2 separate regions of the Homo sapiens genome follow, and region 1 is linked to region 2. Evidence: read pairs that join two places in POLR2A ChIA-PET (ENCODE). Cell type or tissue: PC-3. All regions are shown on one strand. Each heading gives the region's core, and the rest is flanking DNA. Links, peaks and the distances in the headings are about the cores only.

Region 1 (15,567 bases), core at 2,930-10,929, 88 kb before region 2:
TCCCTGTGTCCATGTGTTCTCATTGTTCAACTCCCACTTATGAGAGAACATGCGGTGTTTGGTTTTCTGTTCCTGTGTTAGTTTGCTGAGAATGATGGTTTCCAGCTTCATCCATGTCTCTGCAAAGGACATAAACTCACCCTTTTTATGGCTGCATAGGATTCCATGGTGTATATGTGCCACATTTTCTTCATCCAGTCTAGTGTGGAGATTTCTCAAGGATCTAGAACTAGAAATAAGATTTGACCCAGCAATCCCATTACTGGGTATATACCCAAAGGATTATAAATCAGACTTGTGTTGTTTTAAGCCACCAAGCTTCAGGCAATTTGTTATAGCATCAGTAGGAGACTCATATACCCTGGGACCCTCAGTGTAAGCCTACCACCGGGCAGAGAACGTGTGCTCAATGTTTATCAGAAGAATACATGGTCCAGGATGAAAATAATACCTAACACTACTTAGCACATAGCAGAAACTTCACAAAAAGTATGCCATTCAATCAAATCCCTATGTAACTGATATTATTATTATCCTTATTTTTAAATGAAGGGGCTGAGATAAAAAAGGTTAGATAAGTAGTCCAAGCTCATGCAGAGAGTAAGTGGCAAGTCGAGATTTGAACCCAAGCAGGGTAGCAGAGCAGATATGGGTGTAGGCACTGAAACCGGACAGCCTTGGGTATGTTCAGCTCTGGGCAGGGCTAGGCACAGTGGCTCACGCCTGTAATCCCAGCACTTTAGGAGGCTGAAGTGGGAGGATTGCTTGAGGCCAGGAGTTCAAGGCCAGCCTGGGCAACATAGAGAGACCTTGTCTGTACAAAAAATTTAAAAATTGGCTGGGTGTGATGGTACATACCTGTATTCCTAGCTACTTGGGAGGCTGAGTCGGGAAGATTGCTTGAGCCCAAGACTCCAAGGCTGCTGTGAGCTGTGAGCCCTGCTCACGCCACTGCACTCCAGCCTGGGCGACAGAGTAAGACCCTGTCTCAAAACAAACAAACAAACAACCTCTGGGCAAGGTGTCATGCTTTGGTCTTCTCATCTGTAAAATGGGAATAGTAACAGTCCCTGCCAGAGGTTATTATAAGGGTTAAATGAATTAGTCCAAATAAAAGTCATGGAACAGAATTTGGAACACAATGAGGGCTCCATAAATGTTAACTACGATCATTACAAAGACAAAGCTTGTAAAGAAGGTCCCACAATCACTAGATGAGGAAACATGTGAAGCCACTTTGTATGTCTAATGTGCATAGAAATGTAAATTGTCACTATTATTCTTCTTAATCATGATTGTCATCACATATCAGTAAGTGGCACAGGAACTTGTCCGCTATGATCAGGAGAATGCAGTTTACAAAATCCAGAACTAAAACTGTAAATGTACCTATAACACTTGGAGAAGGGGAGAGAGCTGATCTCAAACTAATTGATGTTAGTTTAGGGGGATTTGGTTTCTTGAGTTGATGCCTATTTCCTACCAATACGTTGGACACAGAATGACAACTGGGTAGAAATCCAGTTTCCTAGTCCCCCACACCACTCAGCTGGTCCACACGAAGCCAGCTGGACTGAGGGTGGAGATTTCTTGGTACCATTTACCAGACTCTGAGACACTCCTCAGAAGGAAGTTAAGATATGAAAACATTGACAGTGATGAATCACTTGCTGGCCAGGCTGCAGCAGCAATGCTGGGATTCAGAGCAATCACTGCCACCTGGAGCCTCATGAGAGGACATTGCTTGTGTTGCTCCAGAGCCCTATTATGGTCATTTACTAACATTTGCAAAGCTGTAAGTGAAAAAGTTATCAAGGGAATGAGAAGACATGCCACAGACTGTGAGAACATACTTGCAAAAGACACATCTGAGAAAGGACTGGTATCCAAAATAGACAAAGACTCTTAAAACTCAACAATAAGAAAACAACTCAATTAGAAAATGAGCCAAGAGACCTAGCAGATCCCTCACCAAAGAAGGTATACAGATGGCAAATAACTGTATGGAAAGATGCCCCACATCACAGTCATCAGGGAAATGCAAATTAAAACTATGAAATACCAGCACACAGCCGTTAGAATGGCCAACATCAAATGGTGAGAATGTGGAGCAACAGGAACCCTCATTCATTGCTGGTGGGAACGCAAAACAGTACGACCACATTAGGAGACAGTTTGGCAGTTTCTTACAAAACTAACATACCCTTATTATATAATCCAGTAATCATGCTACTTGGTATTTACCCAAAGGAGTTAAAAACTTATGTCCACACAAAAACCTGCACACAGATATTTATGGCAGCTTTATTCATAATTGCTCAAACTTGGAATCAACCAAGATGTTCTTTAGTGGGTGAATGGATAAATAAACTGTGGTACATCCAGACAATGGAATATTATTCACACTAAAGAGAAATGAGCTAATAAGCCATGAAAAGACATAGAGGAGCCTTAAGTACATGCTGCTAGTTAAAAGAAGCCAATCTGAGAAGGCTCCATACTGTGACTCTAACTATGTGTCATTCTGGAAAAGGCAAAACTATGAAGACAGTAAAAATATCAGTGGTTGCCAGGAGTTAGGGGGAGGGAGGGATGAATAGGTGGAGCACAGAGGATTTTTAGAGCAGTGCGACTACTCTGTATGATACCGTAATAGTGGATGATATCATTATACATTGGTCCAAATACCAAGAGTGAACCTAATGTGAACGATGGACTCTGGGTGGTGATGATGTGTGAATATGGGTGGGTTCATTGACTGTGACATGTATGCCACTCTGGTGAGGGTGTTGATCACTGGGAGGCTGTGCAGAGGGTATATTGGAAATCTCGTCACCTTCCTCTCTATTTTGCCATGGCCCTAAAACTGCTTTAAAAAATTAAAGTCTTAAAGAAGACTATGTAACTTTGTAATTCTACGTCCAGTATCTGTTTAGTAGAAACAGTGGGAAAGGAAGCACATGTGTGGATAATCCTGGAGAAAATGGAAAGAACCCAAGAAACCTGGACTTGGCCAAAGAAAGATGGAGCCCAAGAGTTTGAGCCCAAAGAAAATAACAAAACAATCAAGGACGAAATTTACCTTCAAAGCTCAGACTGAAAACGAAAACGCCCAACGTTCAACCTTGTTTTTTGTTTTCTTTTCTCAAGGCAGATCCCAGTCAGTGTATTTGCTTCTACAAAGCAACATATGAGGTTTGACAAGCAAGAACCCATTGTTAGGAGTGACGGCTCATGGAGAACACTGAAACTACACTGCTGTTATTCTGACATTTTTAATGCCACTGCTTTTCTTTCAATCCTCAGACATGTATTCATCATATTAAGAGTTCAACATATCAGATCTCCCGGCAGCAATGGTAAGAGTGTGGGCAGTAAAATTTGGCAAACTAAAGGGAAAAAATGTATCTTTCACCATTCAAAGAAACACCACAGCAGCTCGACATTAGATTTATGGAGTTACCCTACCTGCTTTTCCCCAAAACTTAATGAAACTTTTCATAGGTCTTTCCAACACACAAGAAGCTGTTAAGAATTCATGGTCTATTTCGCCTCTCAGAGAGCCTAACAATACATATTCCCTTTTACATTGAATGTTGAGTGTTTTACTTTTCTCCACATTCATCCTCTCTCCAAAACTAAACCCTCTGCCCCTCCTGTGGCTGGAAGTGTCTGCTCTATGGGTGACCTCTCAGCTACAGCCTCAGTCTCCTATGGCCTCCTCCTCTTCCTGCGTTTTATGGATAGTCTGTCTGTTCTATTTTTTTAAATGCTGCATAGGAAAATCTACATCTGACCCCATCCTTCCAATGATTGCCTAGTTCCTTTTAACAAAACTTTTATAAGAGCGTCTATTCCATGCCATCTCAAGAAATCTGTCTTTGATTCACCTCATCCTTCAGCACACCAGACAGGTGTTGGTGTTTTGGCTTATATTTATTCTACGCCTATTTTCTCTCTAGTCTTGTGTGAGTCTGGGTGTCCCTCTAGCCTGCCCAGATGACTACTATCATTCCAAAGGAATAATATTGCCCCTGCTGTTGCCCCAGATTTTCTAGTGCCATGCTACATATACAGTAAATCAGTCAGACATTAGGTTGATAATTCCCATGGGCAGGCAGGCAGGCAGTCTCTTCCATTCACTGCTGTACCCCTAGCACAGTAAAGGGCACATGGTACACCCTTGACAAACCAATAAACGACTAGAGACATGGGTACTCCATGAGCACATACAAAGAGACTACTAGGTCACAGAGCTGTGTGATGAGCTCTGGGTTCTAAGCCAATTTTTACTGGATGCCAAAACAATCATTCCGTTTAATCAAAAACTCAGCTAAGTAAATAAAGTAGCTTTGGATGATAACTCAAAGTATAAAATAAATAACCACGAACTCATACGGATATCAACAAATGATTGAAAAAATAAATGAATTGAAGAAAAGAGACAAATGTTCTGTGCAGAAAATTTCAAATAATTTCTGTAGATACTCTGCCCTCAAGGATGGGGAGTATTAACTCCCCACCCCATAAATGTGGGCTGCAGATAATGACTTCCTTCCAAAGAGCACAGTATGGAAAGTGGGGACATAGAGGAACTTTTCCTCTAGGTGAATGTATTTGTCGAATAAATTTTTGGAAAAAGAAGTTTGGGTCAAAGGGCATTTGCATTTATAATTTTAGTAGGTATTGCCAAATTCCCATAGAAATTGAAACCAATATATGTTCCCATCAGCTTTTTTTTTTTTTTTTTTTTTTTGAGATGGAGTTTCATTCTGTTGCCAGGCTGGAGTGCAGTGGCATGATCTCGGCTCACTGCAACCTCCACCTCCCGGGTTCAAGCGATTCTCCTGTCTCAGCTTCCCAAGTAGCTGGGACTACAGGTGTGCACCACCACGCTCAGCTAATTTTTGTATTTTTAGTAGAGGTGGGATTTCACCATGTTAGATAGGATAGTCTCGATCTCTTGACCTCATCATGAGCCCGCCTTGGCCTCCCAAAGTGCTGGGCCCTTCAGCTTTTAATAAATGTCTTTCCTCTACTCCATTGCCACCAGCATATTAACCTGTTAGGTTTGTTTTTTTTTTTTAAACAACCTGGGAGTTGGAAAATGAAATCTCAGTATAGTTTAATTTGCATTTTAATTATCATGAGTGAGGCTGAGTATCTTCTCACCTATCTAAACTTCTGTGATCTTGTCTGGAAAGTGTCATTTTCCCAATAGTTGGTCTTTTTTCAATTGACTGTGGGAGCTATTTAGGTATCAGGTATTCTTTGACGTTGTATGAATTAACAAGTACTTTCCCCATTTGTTGCCTTACAAAGGCCACTATAACATGGAATTTAGATGTATTGCCAACTGACTGTGTTGGATCCATTTAAACACTTTGTTTTTATAATTAAAAGCCGTTGGTAACACATACTGTTTCATCTCCTGAAATGACTTGAAGAACCATATATTGAGATATAAATATAAATGTTATTTTGATTCTTTTGGTAGCAAATAAGTAGGATTCACCCCCCCACCCTGCTCTATTTTGTAGAAGTTTTATTAAATGCCTATAATCCTATTCATTAATTATAAAAATAGAATAACAGATAAATTTAAATATTTGCTCTACATAAACCTATTTTGAATACTCTGGCAAGATCTAAAGCTTGTTTACTAAAAAGCCTTGGTAAAACCAACAAATTATACATACCTCATGAATATAGTTTTCAAGAGTTTTTTGCTCCACAAAAAAAGATCTGCTATTAGGATTTAATAAAATTTTACTGAAAAATATATACTGCCCTTTCTGGGATTAAGCAAGCACCTGGCTGCTGGCTGACACTTCAGGGGACATCAGCATCAGCTCTGTTCTCCGATGTTGTGTGTGGCTGGGCCTCCACCCCAGAGCTTTGCAGATACACAGTTCAACAGCGATGTTCCCAGTAGCTCGACACCAGAAAGGGACAGTGATGGGGCCTGTTCCGTCACATCACGGCATCTCACCTGCCCTCCTGCTCTCTACCTGCATCGAGGAGTCTCAGAGAATCCCACATGACATGAACCTTGAAGCCTCAGGGGTAGGCCCTCCAGCCCCTGAGCAGAGGCCGCAGAGTTAACGTTTTGAAAGTGGTTTTCTGTTGCTAAAAAATGTGTGGTTTATCACAGCCCTAAAAAATGTCCAATGATTGGGATTATCCCCCTTCTCCTTTCCTGTGTGCCTTCAATTAGCTGAATGAAAGCAAACCCGTGGCTTTAGAACCTGAAATAGCTGGAGAAAAGTGATGCAGATTTCAGGCGAGATGAAAGAGTGGAACCCAGAAGCCTAATTAAAAGCAACTGAGAAACCAGTATTTGATACGGCGTTCACTCACCTGAAAAAATAAACCAAGAGCTCCAGCAAGCTTTGCTGGAGGGTTGTCGGAGAGGGGCTGAGACGTTGCACTCAGGTCACAGGAAGGCCCGACTCGCAGGACACAGAGCCTCACTATTTCTTTCCTCTTGGAGTCAGGGGAAGGTCAGCCAGCCCGCCGAGGCCACCAGCCCGGCCTGCTTGACAATAGCCAGTTAGCCAGCAAAACTTTCCTCCAAGGTGGCAAGGGTGACAGCTATCCATCCCCAAACGCATTGCTTTTTTAAAAATCTTGAAATGTGCATGATTTGTTCAACATCACTTTCCCCCTGATTTTCCCTGCTTCTTTTTCTTCTCACACTTCTCTTCCTCCTGCTTTTACTACTCCCCATGTCATCTTTCTTAAATGCAGGGCATTTCTGTACATTCAGCTTATGGTTTGTTTTTGATGGCAGAAACTATCAAGGACTCACTGAAAGAATTAGTCCTCCTTTACCAAGAGGAAAATTCTCTTGGTTTTGAGATAAATCAAGGCCCAAGGTCAGTCAAGGGAGGAAATAAATAAATGAGCCTCTCTTTCATACATTGCATATTTTTAAACCTACAAATCAGCCCCCCGAATGGAATGCTGGCATATAAAAGCAGCATTTGGGATCCCGCTAAATGCAACTGCCATCACGTCCAAGATTTTAGTTGGAGGCAAGAAAAAGGACTTAATTTTAATTGCTGGGGGAGACGTCCTTCATTCTTTTCCTTTCCAAGTTTGATATTCATGACCTTGGGTAGGATGGGAGGTGGGGAATGTGGAAAGATGGATATGGGGTCGCGGTGGTTTTATTACTGTAAGTAACTGAAACAACAGCCCCGTTTTTGGAACAGTCTGTTCAGGAAGCAGAGACTAGATGCTTCCCCCTCAGTGGGGTCACAGTTGGCTTTTCTTGACTTCACGCGTTGTCGGATGGGATCCACAGTGAACTGAGGTTATCAACACCGAATAGCAGCTACCATTTCACATTGCAGGATGCACTTCAGAAACCACACACCAGCGCGAGGATCTCACATGGACATTACTGTTGTTATCTCTTAAATGCTTTGGGAACACCAAGGACCTCTCACTTTGTTGGGTATTGTAGAGAGGTTTTATAGGAAGTGATGAAAATATGGCCTTTGTCTGTAAGGAGTCAACCATCTTAAAGTAACATGTTTATATAAACACAAACATTCACCGTTGTTCCCAGAGTTCACTTAGGTTGGTCATCTTCCTTCCTTCCCTTCCTTCCTTCCCTTCCCTTCCCTTCCCTCCTTCCCTCCCTCCCTCCCTTCCTTCATTCCTTCCCTCCTTCCTTCCTTCCTCCTTCCCTCTTTCCTACTGTTTCTCTGCCTCTCTGTGTATTTTCTTCTTTTCTTTTCTTTCTTTCTTTCTTTCTTTCTTTCTTTCTTTCTTTCTTTCTTTCTTTCTTTCTTCCTTTCTTTCTTTCTTCTTTCTTCCTTTCTTCTCTCTTCTCTTTGTGTCTCTCTCTTTCTCTTTGCCTCTCCTTCCCTCCCTCCTTCCTTCCTTCCTTCTTTCTTTCTTCTTCTCTTTCTTTCTTTCTTTTCTCCTCCATTCTGCTTCTATCTTTCCTGACCTGGTTTCCCATCATGAAACTTCTCTGCCTTAAGCTTAGGGCCAGCATTTAAAGATCACCCTCTGTACAGTACAAGAGGCTATTTGCTTTGCCAAATGATTTCTTGCTTCTGTTTACTTTGGGGACCTCACAGACAGATTTAATCAATTGCATTTATCAGTATAATCTGTTCAAGGCTCCTCTCCTGCTGTATTGTTTTCCCTTTTACCCCTGATTTCCTGGCTATCCCCCTGCTTCTACCCCCAGACCCAGTGTAAGGTGTTTTATACAAGTCCTCAAATAACCAAATAATCATGGATTTTTTTACATAACATATTGGGCTGTTTTGTATGTGTATGTGCTTTAATTTACATAAAGGGCATTATGGTGTACATTGCATTCTTTTTCTTACTTTTCCCACACGTTCTGTCCATGTTGATGCAGAGAACATCACAGTGCACACAGGCCACATGGGCCTCTGCCGTCACTCCACATGCATGGCAGTGGCTGGCTATGGGAAGGGACTTCCTTCTAGAGAGACAAGATGGAGAAATCAGAATTATTGGTCCCAATTGGGCCAGCTACATAAAACAGCAGGTGATATGAGGGCAATCTGTGTAATTTTTTTTTTTTTTTTTTTGAGACAGAGTCTCGCTCTGTTGCCCAGGCTGGAGCGCAGTGGTGCGATCTCGGCTCACTGCAAGCTCCGCCTCCTGGGTTCACACCATTCTCCTGCCTCAGCCTCCAGAGTAGCTGGGACTACAGGCGCCCCCCACCACGCCCGGCTAATTTTTTGTATTTTTAGTAGAGACGGGGTTTCACGGTGTTAGCCAGGATGGTCTCCATCTCCTGACCTCGTGATCCGCCTGCCTCTGCCTCCCAAAGTGCTGGGATTACAGGCGTGAGCCACCGTGTCCAGCCCAATCTGTGTCCTTGAATAAATGTATCACCCTGGTGGGAGCTAACTGAATGCACTTGGGACCCCTGCCACATGCCCATGTGGCTCCCCGGAATTCCCTTCACGGCAGGTGCCACAGGCGTAATTATACCATTATTGTGGTGCTCATTGGTGAACATCTGAGAGCTCCTAGCGGACGGGTCTATGTTCCCTGGTTCACTGCTGCATTCCCAGGGCCTGGCTTAGCGCCAGGCTGATGTGGGAGAATCACTGGAAGCCAGGAGGCACAGGTTGCAGTGAGCCGAGATCATGCCACTGCACTCTAGCCTGGGCAACAGAGTGAGACTCCGTCTCAAAAATAAACAAATAAATAAAAACAAAAACAAAAGAGGTGACACTAACTACTCATAAGTCATAAGGTTGTTTCAAGGATTCTTTGCAGCCTTTTATGCCACTCTGGCTGAGTGTTGCCATTTTTTATTGGGCCCCCAAAGTGGGAGTCTTTGTCCTTAGATTCTGACATCCCTCCAAGCATGACACCCCATTTACATGATGCCTTCTTTTAGTTCCCCAGTGTCCCCTTTTCTCCAGCAACCGGAGGTGTACAATGTTGCCCCCAAAAGATCCTTTCCAGTAGACCATCATCAGCACCCCTGACTCCCCCTCACTCTGGTCTTGCTGAAGCTCTCTCCTGGGAAAGGTGGATTCTCCGATCAACTCTACAGGGAGTTTAAAAGGGCAAGCTCTGTGGTGACCACCTCCGGGCTTATTTCCTTGGGATGAACTTCAGGAAGTGAATTGTTGGCCAAAGAATCTGTCTTTTACATACTGCTTGCAATAGCTCTTTATATTTAAGGACGCTGGTTCTGTATCTGGAATACATATGGCAGGTATTTTTCTGCTTTGTGAAGTGACATTTCATTTTGCTCAGGAGATTTATGGAATTTATCACATGCAGTCAGAGATACTGGTAATTTAGTTTACAATCCCCGACTTCAATGTTGTTTTTAGAAAGGGCCGTTCAAACACCCAAATTATATAAATATTTAGCTAAATTTCTTCTACTACTTGTAAGGTCTCATTTTTAACACTTTATCTCTTTAATCCATCTGGAATTTATTTTGATATTTGGAGTAAGGTAAAAAGCTTAATTTTTTCCAGATAGGTAAGTAGGTTTCCTGGTACATTTAATAATCTTTCCTTTCCTTGTTTATACGAAGCGCCAAAGTTATCTTATATTAAATAATGATATGCACTTGTGCCTGTTTCTGGATTTTTGAATGATCTTTCTAAATCTGCTCTGTCTCTTTTTACATTAACAGAAACCTGTTTTAACTATGTAGCAAAATACACATTAATATGTAATAATAAAAATACACTCATCATCATTTTCAGGTATTGTTATTAATTTTTCTTAGTTATTCCTCCCAAATTATTCCTCAAGTTTAAATTTGTAATCACTTTTTAAAGTTAAAGAAAATATTGGGGTTGTGATGGAGATTGCATTAACACTTTACGTTCCATTTGAGGATAATTTACATGGATGTACTATATCTTCTCACTCAGCAACATGATCTGCCTTTCCATTTTATTGCCTTTTTTTTTTTTTAATCTTAATAAAGTTCTTGGCCAGGCACAGTGGCTCACGTCTGTAATCTCAGCACTTTGGGAGGCCAAGGTGGGCAGATCACCTGAGGTCAGGAGTTCGAGACCAGCCTGACCAACATGGTGAAACCCTGTCTCTACTAAAAATACAACAATTGCCCGGGCACAGTGGTGGATGCCTGTAATCCCAGCTACTCAGGAGGCTGAGGCAGGAGAATCACTTGAACCTGGGAGGTGGAGGTTGCAGTGAGCCGAGATCGCGCCGCTGCACTCCAGCCTGGGTGACAAAGTGAGACTCAGTCTCATAAAATAACATAAAATAAAGTTTTTAAGGCTTTTTTCTAAATAAATACCTTCTATATTCCTCTTAAAATAAGTTTAATTTGTAGACAGTTCACATTTTTAAAGCTATTGTGAACATTTTGCAGTTCTGTTTAACATTTTCAACATATTTCTTTTTCATAACTCTCTGCTGCTAGATGCCTCATTACAAGAGCTAATTGTCCTAAAATATTTTAGGCAATGTTCGACTCATTTGTTAGTATCTGTGAATAGCTCTGAATTTCCTTATCCCTGAGGACAATTTTCTGTCACTTCACCAATATTTACTCCTCTGTCTTCACCCTGTTGCTTCTTGACAACAGTAAATAGGAGTGGTCAGCATGAGCCTCCTCTTCTTAACTTTGATAGAATTGGCTCTAACTGACACCATCAAGTATGATGTTGGCTGTTGGTTTGAAATATTCTTTATCATATTAAAGAAGTATCCAGTTTTGGCTTTCTGAAAGTTTTCATTCTGAAAGGATGTTGACTTTTACCAAATGCCTACAGTCTATCTGCTAAGACCCTTAATGGGGGCATCCTGTGTTCATCTGCTTTGATCAGAGACACAGATTGATTTGCTGCCATTAATCAGCCTTAAGTTCTAGAATAAACCCTACTTAAGCGTGAGTTTATGCATTGATATTCAAAGTTTAGATTTACTTATAGATTCTTTTCTTTTTTGCTCCTTCTGCCAGTAAAATTACCTGATGTGACTTTCCTATTTCTACATGTTTTTAAATTATTCATTATTATTATTCCCTAAAAGCTTAAAAGAACTTGCGCATAAAAAAAGTGGTTTATAGAACTTTTTGAAGCAATTTATTTGACATCTTTTCTCAATTTCTTCCATGGTATTGGTCTGTTCTAATTTTCTATATTTCTTTCTTCTCAATTCAATTGCATTTCAATTTCCCATTTTATTACCACAGAGTTATACATAATTCTTTTTCATAATATAATTTTCAAAATGTGAAGGCTTATTTCTGCCTCTGTGTTCATAGACATCTCAGTCTGTTCAGGTTGCTGTAACAAATCACCATAGAATGAGTGGCTTATAGACAACAGGAATTTATTTCTCACAGTGCTAGAGGCTGGGAAGTCCAAGATCGAGGTGCTGACAGATCCTGTACCTGGCGAGGGCCCTCTTTCTAGTTTGCAGATGGCCATCTTCTTGTTGTATCCTCAAAGGCAGAAAGAGAGATAAAGAGCTCTCTGGGTTCTCTTGGTAAGGGCACTAATTCCATCATGAGGGCTCCTCTCTAATCACCTCCTAAAGGCCCCACCTTCTAAGACTATCACCTGGGAGGCTAGGATTTCAACAGGTGAATCCTGGGGGATGCAAACCTTCAGACCAAAGCAATAGAGGACATGGCTAACATGAAGAAGAATGAGGGAAGAAGGTAAGACATCTCTCCAGGCCTCAGTGAGATGCAACCCTGTGGTGCTGAGAAACCTAAGGAGCCAGAGGGTTCTAGTAGCTCAGCCCTGTGTCTCGATTGCTCACAATGAAGATGGGGAGGTGTATGCTGTGAAAGCCACACACAGCTTGGTGTAGCCAGGTTGGCCCAGGGTATGCTGCAGTAACAAGCACAATTTCTCACTCACGCTCCATGTCTTATCTGGATTACAGACAGGCTGTGCTCATCAAAGTCCCCCAGGGTCCCAGGCAGACGAGGCTCCTACAGTTATCATTGGCCATGGACAGGATGTAAAGAATAGTGGCCTGACACTCACAGCTTCTGCCCAGAAGCAACACACACCACATCCTCACCTCCATTGCCAAAGCAGGCCTGTGGCCATAGTTAACTCACAGAGGGTGAGGCACAAACCTGCTCTGCACTGGAAGTGAGAGCAACAGCACCAATGACTACCACTGGCTCTGAAAAAATCAGCTTCACCTACTCCCTCACGTTGCCGGAGCAATGTCCACCAGCTTAGACTTCTGCGGTTCACAATTTAACCCCCAAAGTGAGTGATGTAGTATGTTAAGGTTTCTGGAAGAGAAAAGGAGAAATATTTTGGGGGGAGTTGGGGTGGATGTTGCCTTTTCGTGCTCATCAAATCATTCACCAGAAGTGACTGCTGACTTTGCTGGGATGTGGCCATATAAGAAAGGACGCCATGACCTTGGGTAAGCATGAGAACCATGAGCTAATTAAAGAGCATTTCCAACTGTCAACTGGTGGTGTCATTATAGGAATTATTCATTGCAGTTAAGGACATCTAGAGCTTTCCCAAGATGGGGTAGTACAATGGTGAATTACATGTGTCAACTCGGCCAGGCCGTAGTACCCAGTTGTTTGGTCAATACCAGTCTAAATGTTGCTGTGAAGGCATCTGTTAGACGTGATTAAGATTTGAATCAGTAGACTGAGGAAAGCAGATGACCCTCCATGATGTGGGTGGGCATTATCCAATCAGCTGAAGGACTTAGGAGGAAAGGCTGAGGTTTCTGGAAGGAATTCAGTCTGACCGCTGCAACATCAATCTCCTAACTGAATTGCCAGCCTGCCTGCCTGACAAACTTCAGACTTGCAGGGCCCCACAACTGTGTGAGCCAATTCCTTAAAATAAAATTTCTTTCTCAATGGATAGATAGATTAGACACAGAGAGAGAGAGAGAGAGAGAGCAAGCAATCCTATCCGTTCTGCTTCTCCAGAACACCCTGACTAATGTAGGAGGCCCCACAAGAGGCAATTATTTCTTGTTTGCAAGGCCACTCAATAGAGATGCTGCAGAAGAAGTGTTTGGGCATTTCTGGGGTAAAATTTGGTAAATATTAAATACTCTGTCCTCAGAAGAAACCCATACACCCATCCATTGTATGTGCACACACTTTTGCTTATGATATTAGTGAGTTCAGTCTCCCGGAAGCTTATTCCCACCCTTTCTGACTAACATGGAACTGTGATCCTCTCAACCCTGCAAAGTTATTTTGTGTCACTGAACCATCAAAGAACCTTCCTTTTCATAGTTCTCCCCAATCTCCCATGACTTTGTTGCCTCATGCACCACACACAGAAGAGATGGGTGTGACCATGAGCGTGGGGAGGTTGAACAGTGCTGGCGTTGGACACAGGGCAGGAGCAGTGAGGGGCAGGCCCACCTGCAGGGGGCCCTGCAGTCAGCCACACACGGCGCCACTCCTGTTGCGGTCATGTCACCCATGCCACCATTGCTGCTGTGTGCCTGTGTGGCTGCCCAGGTCTGTAAGACAAGTAAAAATGATCACCAGGACAAAAGAATGGCTTAAAATATTTCCACTTAAGAGAAAACAAAAATAAATGTCAGGACCAATCCTACCCATGGACGAGGCCTTCAGACACAGAGGCCACCAAAAGCTAGCTCCTCTCCCCAGCACTTGGCTCAGATAGGCCCTGCCCAAAGGGAGCGCATGGGCACTGAGGAAGGTCCGGTGACCCCCAGCGCGCGCACACACACACACACACACACACACACACACACACACACACACAACCTGTGGCTGTGTGTGGCTGGGCAGTGGACACTAAACTTAGGTTGCCTTCTCTTTGAATAAATACAGTGTTTGTGCTTCCACAAGAGTTAGTTCAAAGCGTCCTCAAAGAATCATCCTAATATTATAATGCTCATGAAATCCAAAATGACAGACCCACTTTTTTTTGTTCATATTCAGACAAAGAACAGAAAGGTGAAGTGACTTTCTCAGAATTAGAAGAGAGTACTGAGAATAGAACTGTGGTCTCCTTGCTCTAAGTGTAGAATTAAATCAGTCTCCGAACCTGACGTATAACTGGCCCTTGTGTGGACTTTTTGATCCCCTCTAATTCTCTAATGTGTGTCTCAGAATATTTTGGATCTGGCTTTATTTTCTTAAAGCAGTAAAGGACCTCCTTATGTTTCCATTCACTTTATTTTAACAGCATTTTTTTTTCTTTTAATGATTTTTTTCCCCCGGAGCTGTTTCTACGTGGAGGAAGTGCGGTATAGCATCTAGAGGAAGCCATATGTCTGTGGTCCATTTTCTTTGACTGGAGAGACTGAGTGGTCTCAAATAAAAAAACACTGCTTGCCAATTGTCAGGCAGGCAGGTCAGGTGATGAGGAATTGGGGTGAGGGGCTGTGGTCTCCGTGGCCCCTAATCCCTCTCTCTCCCACAACCCCTCCCACCCATAAGGGTGTAACTCTCTCACTGGCTTACATGGAGCCTGCATCTCTCCAACATAACACTTCTCACAGTTGCAATAAAACAGTTGTGTGTGTAATTAATGGTTTAATACTTGTCTCATGAAAACATGACCTATGCAGGCTGGCATCATGGGCAAAGAATCTGTGCAGCCGCACAGGGTCCCTGAAGGGACCCTCACTGGATTTAATGCTCTGCTGTTGCTGTCTTGAATTTTTTTTTTTTTTTTTTTTTTTTTGAGGTGGAGTGTCGCTCTGTCACCCAGGCTGGAGTGCAGTGGCGCTATCTTGGCTCACTGCAATCTCCACCTCCCAGGTTCAAGTGATTCTCCTGCCTCAGCCTTCTGAGTAGCTGAGATTACAGGCATCTGCCACCACACCTGGCTGATTTTTGTATTTTTAGTAGAGATAGGGTTTCACCATATTGACCAGGCTGGTCTCAAACTCCTGACCTCAGGTGATGCACCTGCCTCAGCCTTCCAAAGTGCTGGGATTACAGGCATGAGCCACCATGAAATTCTTGAAATAAGCCTGTCTTTAAATTCTTAGCAATTTTTTAAGGGCCCTGCAAATCAAGCAGCCGGCCCTGGACCTAAGTCCGTCTTGTCTTTGTTGTGTCCCGGGCTCAGCACC
Region 2 (15,567 bases), core at 4,915-12,914:
GCAAGGGGTTTAGACAAGATGACAGAGGTCTTTCCAGCTCTGACATTCTATTTCATCATGTCTAGTGTGCTTTTAAAAATCATTAATAAAGTGGAGTTTAATACACATATAATGCACTGTACACTAATCAAATAGCCAACGCAGGAATCTGGTTTGATATTAATGATTTAGACTGGAAACTGTTCAACAAATGGGCTTAAAATAATTAAAAAGGCTATCCCCTTCAAGTGAGCGATGCTTAGGCTAATCTGGGACCTTATTTTTAAGCCTCAGAATAGCTATATTCCAGAGACCTCATTTGAGTTCAGTTTCCCTTTTTGGAGTAAAGTTTTATGGCCTCATGTGACTTTATAAGAAGGACATCATTATATGCACACACGCATACATATGAGCCATGTTTGAAATTGCTAATTTCAGCCTCTGAACAAAGAGTATTTTGTAGTATAGTAAGACATATTTACTAGTATTAAAACGGCAGACTTAGTATAAGTTTTACAACATTAAAAATGCAATGGAATTTTTTAGACCCAAAATAATATATAGTGCTTAACTTTTCTCAATTGTGTTAAAAACACAGAGTCAAGATCCATGACCCAGTAGAGACATGCACAGGATATGAATAGACAATTCAAAAAAAAAAAAGGAAAAGTACTTGTCTGTTGAACATAAGAAAAGAGGCTCACTGTACTTATTATCAGAGAAATACAAAGTAAAACTATACTGCGAGGTAATTTTTCATAAATCAAACTGGCAAAAATCCAAAAGTTGCTAATCTTTCTCGTGGTAGAAGCTGTGGGGAAACCACTCTCATGCATTGTGGGGAGAGTCTAAATTGCTACAGCCCCAGTGAAGGTCTATTTAGCAACAGCTATCAAAATTACAAATGTGGCTGGGCACAGTGGCTCACGCCTGTAATCCCAGCACTTTGGGAGGTGAGGTGGGCAGATCGCGAGGTCAGGAGATTGAGACCATCCTGGCTAACACGGTGAAACCCCGTCTCTACTAAAAATACACAAAAAATTAGCTGGGTGTGGTGGCGGGCACCTGTAGTCCCAGCTACTTGGGAGGCTGAGGCAGGACAATGGCGTGAACCCAGGAGGCGGAGCTTGCAGCGAGCCCAGATCACGCCACAGCACTGCAGTCTGAGTGACAGAGCAGGACTCCGTCTCAAAATAAAAATAAAACAAAATTACAAATGCATATTGCCCTTTGACCCAGTAATTCACTTCTGTAACTATCCTACAGATATACTTGCACATGTGCAAAAAACTGACATATATCTACAAGGTAACTCATGGCAGCATTGTTGGTAGTAATAAAAGATTGGAAACCTCTAAAATTTCCATTAGCAAGGTTTATTTAAATACAGTATGGTACATACAGTTTTTTTTAATGAAGAGGCTCTCTATACCTATGATATGGAAATATATCCAGATACAAAATTTTGTGAAGAAGCAAGGTGAAGAAAAGTATGTGCATAGTATGTTCCTTTTGCGTAAAACCGAAAGGGGAGATAATAATATATATTTGTGTTTGCTAACACTTATGCTTAAAAACTCTGGAAAGAGATACAAAAAAAATTAAAAGTTTTTATTTTTAAATTTAGATTCAGGGGGTACATGTGCAGGTTTGTTACAAGGGCATATTGTTTGATTCTGAGATTTGGACTCATGATTCAGTCACCCAAGTAGTGAACATAGTACTCAATAGGTAGTTTTCCAACCCTTCCCCTCCTTTCATCCCCTCTTTTGGAATTGCCAGTATTTATTAACCCCACGTTTAGCTCCCACATATAAGTGAGGATATGCTATATTTGGTTTTCTGTTTCTGCATTAATTTGCTTAGGATATGGCCTCCACTGCTTCCATGATACTGCAAAGTACATGATCTCATTCTTTTTTATGGCTGCATAGCATTCCATGGTGTGCATGTACCATATTTTCTTTCTTTTTTTTTTTTCTTGAGATTGAGTCTTGCTCTATCGCCCAGACTGGAGTGTAGTGGCTCAATCTTGGCTCACCGCAATCTCTGCATCCCAGGTTCAATTGATTCTTGTGCCTCAGCCTTCCTAGTAGCTGGGATTACAGGCATCTGCCACCATGTCCAGCTAATTTTTGTGTTTTCAGAAGAGTTGGGGTTTCACCATGTCGGCCAGGCTGGTCTCAAACTCCTGACCTTAAGTGATCTGCCTGCCTTAGCCTCCCAAAGTGCTGGGATTACAGGCATGAGCCACCACACCCGGCCTGTACCACATTTTCTTTATCCAAACCACTGGCAAACAAAAGTTTTATGGGAACAGGACACATAGTGGATAAAGGCAGAAGAAAGACTTTTTACTGAATACTTTTGCATATCTTTGTTTTATTTTGAAAACGATGTGAATGTATTACTAATCAAAAAGATTCAATAATTTTCAAAATAGAGATGTTAAGAAATCACTTTGCCAAAAAAATCAAAACACCAAATGTCTGTTTGATTTGGTTTACTTTGAGTTTATATTGCAATATAATCATAATCACCTACTATGAAAGTCGGCATGTATTTTGTGGTGATTGATTTTTTTAATGTTCTTTAAAAAATACTTATTTCTTATTTAGACTTAGAGTTAGCAGTGATGGTTAGGTAAGATATCGTAACAGTCCCATAGGAATATCTTTATTACATAAATGCTAAACAGCCTGCTAAATTCTTATTGCAATATTAACACAACAGCCTCCTCACCAGCTTCCACCTTGCCTTCCTCTGGTCCATTCTCAGCTCGGGAACCAGAATCATCCTGCTGAAAGTATGAATAAGGTTGTGTCATTCTTCTGCTCGAAGCCCTCTTGCTCTTGTAAAAGTCCTTACAGTGGAGTATGAGGTCCTATAGACAGCAGTGCCCAGCTTGTGGCAGGTGTCACTTTGGCTCCAAACACACTCTTCTTTGCCTGTCTTGCAATGCTGGAGCTGGTCCCTGTTGATATTCTCCTGACACAATGCTCAGCTCTGTCAGCAGAGGGCACTGCAGGAGGAAGGAGTAAAATAACATTTCAAGGCCAAAGCAGAAAGCATGTGGTTCAAAATCCAGGTCATCACATTCCAGAACCTGCACTTTTAATCTGTTTACACTGTTGGTTCCCCATTTTTGGCAGGCAGTTAGGTGGTGGGTTAGGGCATCTCTTCCAGTTGACAAGGGCCATTGCTAATATTATTTAGCAAAGATATTTAACAAACTTTGAAACCACCTGTCTATATCTTCATTTAGCTTGGTCTTTGACAGCTATCAAATGAGAATGTTTTGATGTTTTTGCAGCAATTCTGAGGTGAAGGGCTAGCTCTTTGTTCCCATCTATAAGTTTGTCATTGCAACCCCATCAGAAACAGAAATGATGTGTCTGTTCTTTCATGCGTGATATCTACTGGTGAATATTAATTTAGTGATATGTTTTCGAAGGTCACTGGGGATTGATTTCAAGCTTACTTGTTCATCATTTCCAAAATTCAGCCATTATGCTTAGGCAAGTAAACAAGCAGGACCTTGCCCAGCTCCCTGCTTCTGGTAGTACTGTGATGATGCTCCATGAGTTAACGTAGCAAAGTGACCCTGAAATTACATCACCAAGGTTTTCCAATAATCTGGATGTTTATCTATTCTTGATTTAATATCTTGCTAAAATTCCCCAAACAAAAAATTCCAATAGGTAATATCTCATAATAAAATACTAAAACATCCATAATCGTCAATTGCTTCTGGTTTCTAAAAATTATAGGCTATTTTCCTAATAGGTGCATTCATAACCCAGTCATCATAAACTCCAAGATACTAATTTTGTTCAAAATCTATGGTGATCTGACCCAACTTGAAAGACTCCAGGACTGCTCTGTCCTCTTTCTCTGATACTTATGTGCCCTAGGATAAAGTGTTGCCTACTAGCGAGTCTTTGCCCTTCCTGGTCACTGTATGCCTTGTACAGTTACGTGTTCTGCAGGCTCTGTGTTGATACATGTCCACCTTGTAAGAAAATCCAACTTCCGGGGCCCAGGCCAAAGATGTGTTAATCTAAATCATAGTAACAGTCATGAGACATCACTCTTTCTCTATTTCCAAATTTCCCCCATTTGTTCTTTCAAAGGTTGGCTGTGTGCCTCTGCACAACATGTCAGGGCCAAGAAGTTGCTTCCAGCTCATCTAATCTGGAGAGATGGGATTACCTGTCAGACTTAGATTTTGCTGCTTTTGTAAAATGAGTCTACAGGATAGAGTGGCACAGAGTGGGAGTAGAAAAATAAAACTCTAAGTGACAGACTCTCAAGGGTGAGAAGTTGAACGTGTGAAGCGTTGGGGTTTAAAGACCCTGCAGTCCAGATGGGCTTTTTGTCACCTGTGGGAGCCCACACATAATCACCAGTGGACCCAGCGCCCTGAGTTCAACTGGTCAGTAGCTGCGAGAGAGCAGGAGCCAGGAGCGATCTTCTTTGGAAAAAGCACATTTATTCAAGGGATACACGTCAGGAGACAGCAAGAGAGAAGGTAGAGGGGGGCGAGGTTGGGGAGGAAAAGGGGACGTGGTGAAGAAGGAAGGAAGTGAAGTTCCCTCTGTGGTTAGATGATTAGTCATGAGTAATGTGCTCTTTACATTGTTGTGTTATGTTTTTTGTTGTTGCTGTTGGTCAGAAAGGTTCAAATATGTGTAGACAGAGAATTTTTTTGTGAAAGATCCTACTACTTGAACTGAAGCCATTTTCTGAGGCCGGGAAGCTCGCTTTGTAGAAGGAATTTTAGTGTTATCATCATAAATTTAAAAGAATCAGGCTCTTGTCTTTCCTTGGCCTTGGTTGGTTTGTGTTTTCAGAACAGCTGTGCTATAAAAATATGCCCTCAAACACATGTGCTTTAAGTGGTAGGATCATAGAATTCACAAAGACACACACTTTAAAATGCTGGAGTTTGCAATCCCCAATAGTGATATAATTGTTATGAATTTGCGCCGTACAGCACAGCACCAACACTGATGGAGTAAAACCCACAGGAAATGCAAGAAGAAATATGCAGAAATTCACCGACAATAGGAAACTCAGTTCATGTTAGATCAAGCACATGTGCACACATACAATGTAAAAAAACAAGACCTAAACCAGTAATGAAACGGATCTAATTGCTATATGTCAGATGCTATACTCTCAAATTAGAGAATGAACGAATCCTTTTCCCAAATGATCCAGTAATAGTCATAAAAATGGACTAAGTCAGGCAGAGAGAAAACATCAATTGTTTTTAAGTTAAAATGTACAAACATTTTTATCATAATTCAATAAAATAAGAAGTCAATAATAAAATTAGAAACTAGAGAACAAATAAACAGGGCCGGGTGCAGCAGCTCACACCTGTAATCCCAGTACTTTGGGAGGCCGAGGTGGGTGGATCGCCTGAGGTCAGGAGTTCAAGACCAGCCTGACCAACATGGTGAAACCGTGTCTTTACTAAAAATACAAAAATTAGCCAGACGTGGTGGCACATGCCTGCAATTCCAGCTACTTGGGAGGCTGAGGCAGAAGAATCACTTGAACCTGGGAGGCAGAGGCTGGAGTGAGCCGAGATCATGCCACTGCACTCCAGCCTGGGTGACAGAGCGAGACTCCATCCCAAAAAATAAATAAATAAAGTAAAACCACCACTAAAATATTTTGAAAACTCTTTTTTAATTCTTCTGTCAATGAAAAATCAAAATCAACATCAAAATTGCAGAATATTTAGAAAATAATGATAATTAGAACAATATATATATAAGCCTATGGGGTGCCAGTAAAGCAGCGTTCAGAGAAAAACAGTAGCTTTAGATGTTCATATTGTTAAAAATAAAATATGGAAGGCAAGTACATTAAGCCTGCATTTTAGGAGCTTGAGGAAAAATAACAGAATGAATGTAAGGAAAACAGAAAGAAGTAATTTCTTTTTTTTCTTTGAGACGGAGTTTTGCTCTTGTTGCCCAGGTTGGAGTGCAATGGTGCGATCTTGGCTCACCACAACCTCTGCCTCCCGGGTTCAAGTGATTCTCCTGTCTCAGCCTCCGTAGTAGCTGGGATTACAGGCATGTGCCACCAGGCCCAGCTAATTTTGTATTTTTAGTAGAGACGGGGTTTCTCCATGTTGGTCAGGCTGGTCTCGAACTCCTGACCTCAGGTGATCCACCCGCCTCAGCCCCCCAAAGTGCTGAGATTATAGGCATGAGCCACCATGCCCGGCCAGAAAGAAGTAATTTCTATGGATAAAAACAGAAATGAAACAATTTTTAAAAAGAAAATCAGTAGTACCCATAAATAAACTCAGCTGTTGCTTTCAGTAAAACTCATATCAAAAAACATTAGCATGAATAAGGAGAGAAATACAAACACAAAAATTTAGAAAGAATAATGCAAATAGAGTACAAACTTAAAATTATAAGAGACTAATGTCAAAATGTTATACAAATAAATGCATATTAATTATCAAAATTGATCCCTAAGCAGAAAAATCTACTCAGACCAATTAACACAGAAGAATTAAAATTAATGAAGATCTGCTCCCCAAAATGCATCAAATCTGGACATTTTCCACAGATTCCTATCAAGCCTTAAGGATTAGGTCACTCTAGTGCTATTTAATTTGTTTCAGAGCATTCATATTCTTTCTATGCAAGTAGCATAACATTGATAACAAAACCTCCCACAAATTATTGCATAAAAGAAAAATACAGGCCAATTTCATTTGTGAAGACCCATGGAGAAAACACACACAAAATAGTGCAGATAAGAGCAGACCAAGAGGAGCAGCATGAACAGGGAACACTCAACATCCTTGGGCAAATGTGTAGTGCCTTGTTATCCATGCTGTCTGAAGCACAACAGGCAACCTGGTAGAGCCGTCTATGAGACTAGGGGAGAAGGATCCTGACTCTCGGGTTGAGGGGCTTTTGTACTGCATTACTAGAGAGGGATTGGCCCTTGCCTGGTGTAATCAGTGCTAAAATGCAATAAAATGCAATACCAACATGATGCTATAGGACCTTGGTTTCTGCTGTAGCATACCAGCCCATGGCTCATGGAGTCTGCAGAGAAGCATTGTACTCTCTGCCTCTGGTGAGAGAGGGATTGATTCCTTGCAAACCTTGGGGTTCAAACTTTGCAGCTATAGTTAATAAAGAAGCAATGTAATGGCAGGATTTATCATCTCAGCATTCATGTTTAGGGAAATACCAGCTCCTACCCTGGCACATTCAGGAGCTGGGATCCAGGCTTTGCAATTGACCAGAAATGATGCTTAAACACTGCACTGTAGCCAGTTTCCACGTAGCTTGAAAGACCAGCTCTCTTTCTGGCAGCCACATTTCAGGAGCTCAGTCTTGGACAGACCAACTTTTACCTCAATAAGTAAATAGAATCCAGAAAAATACTGAAAGAGTAATATGCCACACCAAGTGCTTTATCCCAAGAATTCAAGGATGGTTCAATATTAGGAAATCTGTTGATATAATGTACCTACTGAAATGTTAAAGGAAAAAATATGATACAATCTTCATAGATAATGAAAAGTATTGGTAAAACTCAACATCCAAAATCTATTCTTGATTTTTAAAATACTTAATAATTTAGAAAAAGTTTATTTGGTAAGAAGATTCTCTTTAAATTCAGAAACAAATAAAAGATGTCCTTTATCATCACTATGATTTAAAATTGTTCTGCAGGTACTAAAATTTCAATTAGATAAGAGAAAGAAATAAAAACACAAAATTGGAAAACAGAAGGTAAAATTATTATAATTTTACCGAATAGACTCAATCTAAAATCATTGTAACCAATAATAGAATACAACAACATTTTTGAGTAGAAAACTTCTATGATAAACAGACATTATACCACTGGTGGAATTTTTTAAATATGATGAAAGAGCTGGGCAAATTTACACATGCCTGTAGTCCCAGCTACTCAGGAGGCTGAGGTGGGAGGATTGCTTGAGGCCAGGAGTTTGAGGCTGCAGTGCATCTTGATTTTGTCTGTGAATAGCCTCTGTACTCCAACCAGGGCAACATAGTGAGATACTGTCTCTTAAAAAAAAAAAATGAAAGAAAAGACCCCATTTGTGAAAGTAATAAAAAAAAAAGCATATAATGAATAAAAACATGCAATTCCTAAATGCTACTGAAGGACAGAAATAAAGACTTGGACAAACACAAAAAAGGTATTTCCCTAAATTAATCTATAAATTTACCATAATCCCAATAAAAAACCAACAAGATAGTTTTTACTAGATAAGTTGATTTCTAAAGTTAGTATGAAAACAAACAGCACAACCGTCGCAGACCCAGGAAAGGAAGGGCAGTGCTTCCATGGAGGTTAGAGTCATGCAGACCCAGGAAAGGCAAAAGAGTATTCCAGATGAAGAACAGGGGTATGGTAGACCTAGGGCAGGGAGGGGAGTGCCCCCCATGGAAGACACAGCCACTGCAGACCCCAGGCAGGCAGGTGAAGCATTCAGTCTCTGTTCCCTCTCATCCTCTGGTATTCCACTGATGTTGCCCATTGATCAAACCCAACTGGACACCAACCTCCCAGGACACAGAACATGCTGAGAAGGGTAGAGAACAGATCCGGGCTGAGTGGCCAATAAACAATAGCCAACACAGTTGCCGCCTGCCCCTGAGGCTCAACTGTCCCCCATGGAGGGCATGTCCTTTCTTCCGAGATTAAACCACTGATGGCATTTCCAGAGTTCACTCCTACTTTATGTTCACAAGGATTGATAGACTTTACTGTCTTGGCAGGTGTGAAGTACAGTCACTGAGAAGCTGAAGTGTGTTATAGAGAACGGATTCATTATTAGCTCACCAAAACTACCCACAACATCTCCAAAAGTAAATAAAAATTTTAAAAGAAAAAAAAAAAGACTAGCCAGGCATTTTCTGTGGGGGGATTGTTTGGACACCATTGAAAATCAGTGTTGGAATGATAGGTTTAGAAAAGCCAAAATGCTCTCTTAGGATAAATTCCATCATCCATAAATTCCATAAATTCCATCCATAAATTCCATCATCCATAAAATAGGATCTTTGTATTCCCTGTGGTTATCAGGCATAGGAATGAAAATAAAATGACGTTGATGAAAGTATTTATTCAACTGTAAAGAATTAGGCAAATATAAGGTTGGATTATTTGCTTCTAGATCATGGCATGTAAAAATTATATAAAATGTAAATGTTAGTGTCCATAAATAAACTTTTGTTGGAACACGACCACACCCATTTGTTTACATATTGACCTTTGGGAGTTTGTGCTACGACTGCAGAGGTGGGTAGTTGATACAGACACCGTGTGGCCCACGAAGCCTAAAGTAGTATCTGGCCCTTTACAGAAAAATGTTGCCTCTAATCTAGTAGAAGAAAACAAATCTATAAACAATTAACTGTAAATAGGATGAGTCGAGTTTGCAGGGACAGAGTCAAGAGCAAATGCGGGAAAAGATGACCTCTTCCTGCAGGAGGCGGGGGCAGAGTGAGGGGCCAGGAAGGGAGGCTAGCCCCTTATGAGCACTGGCCTGCTGCACTGACCATAAAATGTCAATAAACGTACACATCAGCAGGACTTCCTCCAGAAAGCACTTTTCCAGTGCTGGTGGTGGATTTATACAGATCCCACCAAATATTCATCCTTTACCCCTGTGGCCAACACCAGCACTTGCTGGATTGCTGGATGATTCGATGGCTGGACATTTTAGAGACACTCTGCCCAAACATGGCATAACTGACTTGCTCAGAAATTGAAGCCATGCCAACCTATACATTTGTTGCCACTGGGTTGCCATCAACTACGCTAACTGGCCACAGATAGAAATGGGGATTTGTGGTTGGAGGTTATTCAAAGATGAAAAATAACAAAAGGAATTGGGTTGGAAATCATGGCCCACAGCTGGAGGGATAACTCCAAGATCTTCAGCAAAACCATCTCCAACTCACTGCAGGACTGAGACAAGAAGCTACAATATGTGATGAAAGACAGTTGAGAACAACAAGCCTCAGCAAACAGCAGGCCCCGAAGAGCAAGTGGTAAGGGGGCAATCTTGGAAAACAGCACAGCAGAGCACACAGCCTCCTGTGTCCAGCCAGTGCAGGAAATTCATCTCGTCTCCCCAAATTCCAATAATAAAATGGGTTGACATTAGCAAGAATGATATGCCACTGGCTTATCTGAAATGAACTAGTTGTCCTAGGGGTTATGGTGCTAGTTGACAGTGCCTCTCCTCCTTCTCCTTCCTGCCATGTGTTAGCCATGCTTGCTGGCTCACCATGCTCATGGCAAGAGATGCTAGCTGAGGATGCCGGAAGGATTCCCAAAGAACTAAAGGAAGGCGAAGATTTGCAGTACAGACAGGATTCACAGTAACCTGGAGGGGGTGTGAGGGCACCCCCTGCATCTCGTGCAGGGTTGATCAGAAGAGATCCTGAGGTGTTTGGAAATCCTGTCTTCTACTTGAGCCCCACGCAATCTGGTCTTCTGCTATTCAGTTACCTGGGAGGGAGCTGAGTCTCTGGTGTCGCCACTGGCCAGCCTCAAAGAGCTATGCCCCTCCCTCCCCATACACCTCCTGCCCCGGCGTGCCACCCCCTCTTTCTGAATCCCAGAATAGCAAAGAGTTGAAGGCATCTTTGCACAGAGCTTCAGGTTCATTTCTGTTTCACTCTCATCCTCATGATCCATGTGTGCTGTACTCTTCGGGACCATGGCATTTAGCCATGGGACTATAAAGGAGCCTGGCTCGGACTTGGTCCTTGCCTAAAAGGAGACAACCAATTAGCGGCAGTGATAACTACTCTATAGCATTTCACAGATTTAAAATGCTTACATCTTATATAGCCTCACAATAACGCTGTGGGGAGGATCATTTTATTCCCCCTTTACAGACAAGACAACCAAGACCTAACCGAGACCTAGAGAGGCAAAGTAACTTATCCCAGATGCTTTAGCTGGGAAGCAGCGGGGTCAGGGTGGGGTCTGGTTTTCAGAAGCAGAGTCCTTAGAGTTCCTTACCTGAGGCTGCCTGGAGATAACGCTATGAATAAAATCACTGACTCAGCGCAATGCGTTACAAAAGAGTAAATTTCAAAAGTTCTTTGTTTATGCCTATCCCAGAGAGCAAGATTCTCCTTTAAGAAGTAAAAGCTAGGTAGAAAGTGAATAAATGAAATATTATGCCACTTGTTTTGAAAGCCTCATATTTATACATTCCTTAATTTGTTTTTCACTCACCATATCTGAATGGCTAATGCCACGGATAGAAAAATTCATCATTATTTCCAGTTTCTTAATAGGGTCCTCTAGCATCTGACAACCAGAGAATCATAATTGTCTATGTTGCTAACTAGTATGAGTTTAGATATTCTGTTAGCCAGGCAACTACTTAAAGCAAACTTGCGAGCTATAAACAATTTTCTTTGGAAATATCTGCGGTGACTGATTTAGCATTGTTTGTTTGTTTTCGTTTAAGAAACTCCACTGAGAACTCTGGGTTCTGAAATACGTAACTGTTTGAAAGCTTCCTTGATTTTCTAAATGCCATTTGCCTTCTGAGAGTCAAAGGGCAAACTTGAATATAACAATATTCAAGTTATTTTTTAACAGATTATCTAAAAGCCTGAACGGAGTAAGGTTATACATATTTACTTACTGAGAGCTTGCTTGGTGGAGACACCACCAAGCATTTCAAATAACTGAAGACAATTCCTGCTACAACCTTATGGGGCCAGGTGACCACCTGCGTCTTTGCGGGTGGGAACCTGAGGATCAGACTTGCAGAACGCCCACCTCATAGTGGCTGAGGTGGGGCTCGGACTGCCCTGCCTGACGCCAACGCTGTGCAAGAAAGGCCAGCTCTCCATTACACCTGTTCCCAGGGTGTGGCCACCCCTGGCAAGGTCCCCATCTTTCTTTTTCCTTCTTATCTTCCACATACTAGGCAGGCACCCAACATTCTCTTGCTTTGTTTTCATTTTCCAAATCCACCCAATGGAATCTCTCCTCTCAGGAAGAATCTGATAAACGTACTGAGGAAACAAAAATGTCCAGAGAAGCTTCGCGTGTGCTCTCCCTGTTGCAGGGTATTCTCGTGGAGGACAAAGTCCTTGTCTGGCAGACATCAAAGGCATGGGAGGGTGTGACTGTGGAATTTCAGGCCTCAGTGAGCCAAGGGGAAAGAATTTCGAAAGGCAGAAGATCCAAAAGTCACACCGTTTAGACAGCTCCCACACGGACGCCCTCTGAATTCTCCCGCAGCGTGCCTTGCCTTCTGTGCTTTACTCATGGCCCCTGCACACCTAAGTGTGAGAAATACAAGTGGCTTCCTCGCCTGCTAGTAGAAGCCCTGAGTTATTTTTTAACAAACTCTTATGTCGTATCCACCACATGCTAAGAACTTTGTAAATATTAATTCATTTACTTTTCATACGAATCCTGTGAGGTAGGATTATTATGATTCTCATTTTGCAAACGCAGAAACTGAAGTACAGTGAGAGTAAGTAACATGCTCAATGAGAAAGGAGGTGGCAGAACAGAAATCTGGGCCCAGGCAATCTATGGTCTTATTCCATGTTAAATTCAGAGACAAGCCTAACCCTCAGGTTTGCAAATCTGGGAGTAGAGTTTCCCGATGAATGAACGATCCGAGGGCAGTCCACTGGGGGACGAGAATGAACGTTGATATTTGCCCACTGAAACGAGTGAGGGCTGTTGTTAGATTGCAATTATATGCTGAAATTTCCCTTAAATAATAGTAAAATTACAGAGTGAATTCGGGAGCTGGAGATACCTTAATGATCATTTGATCTAATTGCCCACAACTGTCTGCATTTTACAAAACCCAGAGACTCAAATAACAAGGAAAAGCCGGGCACAATGACTCACAACTGTAATCCCAGCACTTTTGGGGGCCGAGGCAGGTGGATCACCTGAGGTCAGGAGTTCTAAACCAGCCTGGCCAACATGGCACAACCCCGTCTCTACTAAAAATATAGAAAAAAAATAGCTGGGCATGGTGGTGTGCGCCTGTAGTCCCAGCTACTCAGGAGGCTGAGGCAGGGGAATCACTTGAACCCGGGAGGCGGAGGTTGCAGTGAGCCGAGATCCCATCACTGCATTCCAGCCTGGGTGACAGAGCGAGACTCCATCTAAAAACAAACAAACAAAAACAGGGTAAGTCTACAAGACACATTGAAATAAGTATAAACACAATGTGATACGAAAACATAAAGAATAGTATGTGGTTTCTGTGTTCAAGGACTACGAAGAATTGGAGAGACAGAGCAAACCACCAAAAACCCCAGGAGCAAAAGGGAAGTGGGAAGGAAGCACACGGGTTACACTGACTGTGTGGACCTGCGTGCTGCCGGAGGAATTCGGAGCGGCTCTGTCAGGGAGAACTCCTCAGGGAAGGGGAACCTGAATCCCGAAGGATGGGGATACTGAGGCCTGTGCGGTCTCCATCTCTCCCTCCATCCATGACGGGAGGGCCAATCGCTCACCCCATTGCCAAGCTGTCTTGTGTGTTTACTTCAACCATGAGAAATTTCTGAGGAGCAGTTGAAGCGATGTGTGTTCCTAAAGGTAGGCCTGAAAGAAGGCACTGTGGCTTATGGCATGAGTTTTATTTACAATTTCCCGTGACAGTTTTAAGCCTATTGGCGTTCCTTACCTTACTCTTCAGAGAATTTTTATTCAAGAAAATCAACAAATCGTTCATCCCTGAAACACTAGATGGTTTTGTGACTCTGAGAGTATTATGGAAATTATAAATGATAAGGAAACTCTGGGCCAAATTTAAGTTTTATGTGACTGTCCAAGAATTATAGAGGATGGGAACCTGACCCTTTGAGAGTTAAAAATGTTGCTAAGACAGAGAAGACTGGATGCACAGAGCCAAAGTGTACTAAATCACATTGGTGGTGCAATTATCTCCCAGCAAAGATCCGTGGAGGTGAAGGTCAGGCTGGGGGTCCAGAGGATGGTTAGGGAAACAGGGTCCCCCTTGTTAAAATAAAGCAATTAGTTTAATATATACTGTAGGGAAAGGAGAGAAGGGAAGGGAAATTCCCCTTGTCAAATGTCGAGCGTTTTGAATACCGCTTAGAGCAAAAGTAATAAGGCACTCTTCATGAAAAAATTAGCCATATACCACGTCTAAGTGCAAACATGTGTGTTCTTTATGTCTCTAATTCATTTCAACTTCTGTTAACTGGGAATATTTTTATGTGCATTCTCCGTTGTTCCCTTTCTCACTCTAACAAAAATGTGTCAGGGGGCAGGAACGCTGCTCATGGTTGCAAGTACATTTACATACCATAAAATATTTAATGGCTCTTTCTAGTATGGTTAAGCCCCACCAAATGGCTAAACCAACTTTAATTTACAATTCATGGACCGAAGCATCTAAAGGGCCATAATATTTTGCTGCTGCTAATTTATATCTCTTAGAGAGACATTAAATTTAAAATCGGCCATTTAGAAGTTCCAACTTCACATTCCTTTCTGTAAAATAAAGACCCAAACATTTCTTTACTTCCAGGAGTTTATGTTCTTTGCCATAGCAGGGAGCCGCATTTCTCTGATAATTTTAAAGATCTTTGCTCCCTACAGAGAGTGTTTAAAAACCACCTTTGAAAATAACCAATTTTGACTTAACTAGAAACTGGAGTTTGTTTGGTTCTTACAGAAAGAATGAAAAAAAAAGTTTCTGCAATGAAATACACAACAACATGGATGATGATTTTCAAAAATATTATGCAGATAACACAAAGGATAAATACTGGAGGGGATGGATACACCATTCTCCATGATATGATTACTATGCGTTGCATGCCTGCATCACAACATGTATCCCACAGATATATGCACCTACTATGTACCCACAGAAATTAAAAAATATATATTATGCAGAGTAAAATAAGCCTTACCCAAAAGGGTGCCTACGGTGTGACTTCATTTAACAGATGTTCTAAAACAGGCAAAATAATATATATTGAAAAAAAAAATCAGAACATTGGATCATCTGGGTGGAGGGAGACAGAGGAGGAGGCCTCTCCAGTCAGAAGAGGCCATAAGGGAACATTCTAGGGTGGCGGTGATGCTTCATGCCTTGGTAAGGATTTGTTACCCATTTGTCAACATTCTGCCAATATACACTTAGGGCATACATTTCATTTTATGTTAATTTTCCTTCAAAAGAAAAAACTGTAAATGAATATAGAACTCTGATTAATGACGTAATTAAGGATAAGTATAGTGATGTCTGTAATTTACTCCACAATGCACCCAAAGAATATAAGGCGGTCTGATGAAGGGAGTGATCTGAGTAGTAAATAGTTAATGGTAGAATCTAGTAGATAATATACAGCTATTCCCATAAAATCGTCTCAACTTTTTTCATGATAACATGAAATTTCTCATAATAACACGTTGCGGGAAAGTAAAAGGCAGGCGGTACTTATTAGCAATTAGGCCGGGAACCCAGGCTTCGGCTGGGAGCATCTCAGACAAACTGGACATGGGGCCACCCCACGCGTAGCGGAT

Evidence for each region. ChIA-PET counts read pairs that join two places held together with the same protein. Peaks named below come from ENCODE experiments on the same cell type or tissue, not always from the same donor. Only the 100,000 strongest peaks of a DNase experiment are listed, where the experiment ranks them.
Region 1: POLR2A ChIA-PET joins it to region 2 with 5 read pairs; 2 of 35 experiments call an interaction of 5 or more read pairs at or near these places.

The regions. Positions count from the first base shown.
Region 1 is chr6:2,597,394-2,612,960 of GRCh38, reverse strand. No RefSeq gene overlaps it. Among named protein-coding and RNA genes, the nearest start is that of LINC02521, 29 kb to the left of the region's middle. In PC-3, for the core only: no CTCF peak of the experiment used is centred there; no DNase peak of the experiment used is centred there.
Region 2 is chr6:2,511,772-2,527,338 of GRCh38, reverse strand. No RefSeq gene overlaps it. Among named protein-coding and RNA genes, the nearest start is that of LINC02521, 110 kb to the left of the region's middle. In PC-3, for the core only: no CTCF peak of the experiment used is centred there; no DNase peak of the experiment used is centred there; H3K4me3 peaks cover 151 bases; H3K27ac peaks cover 1,907 bases.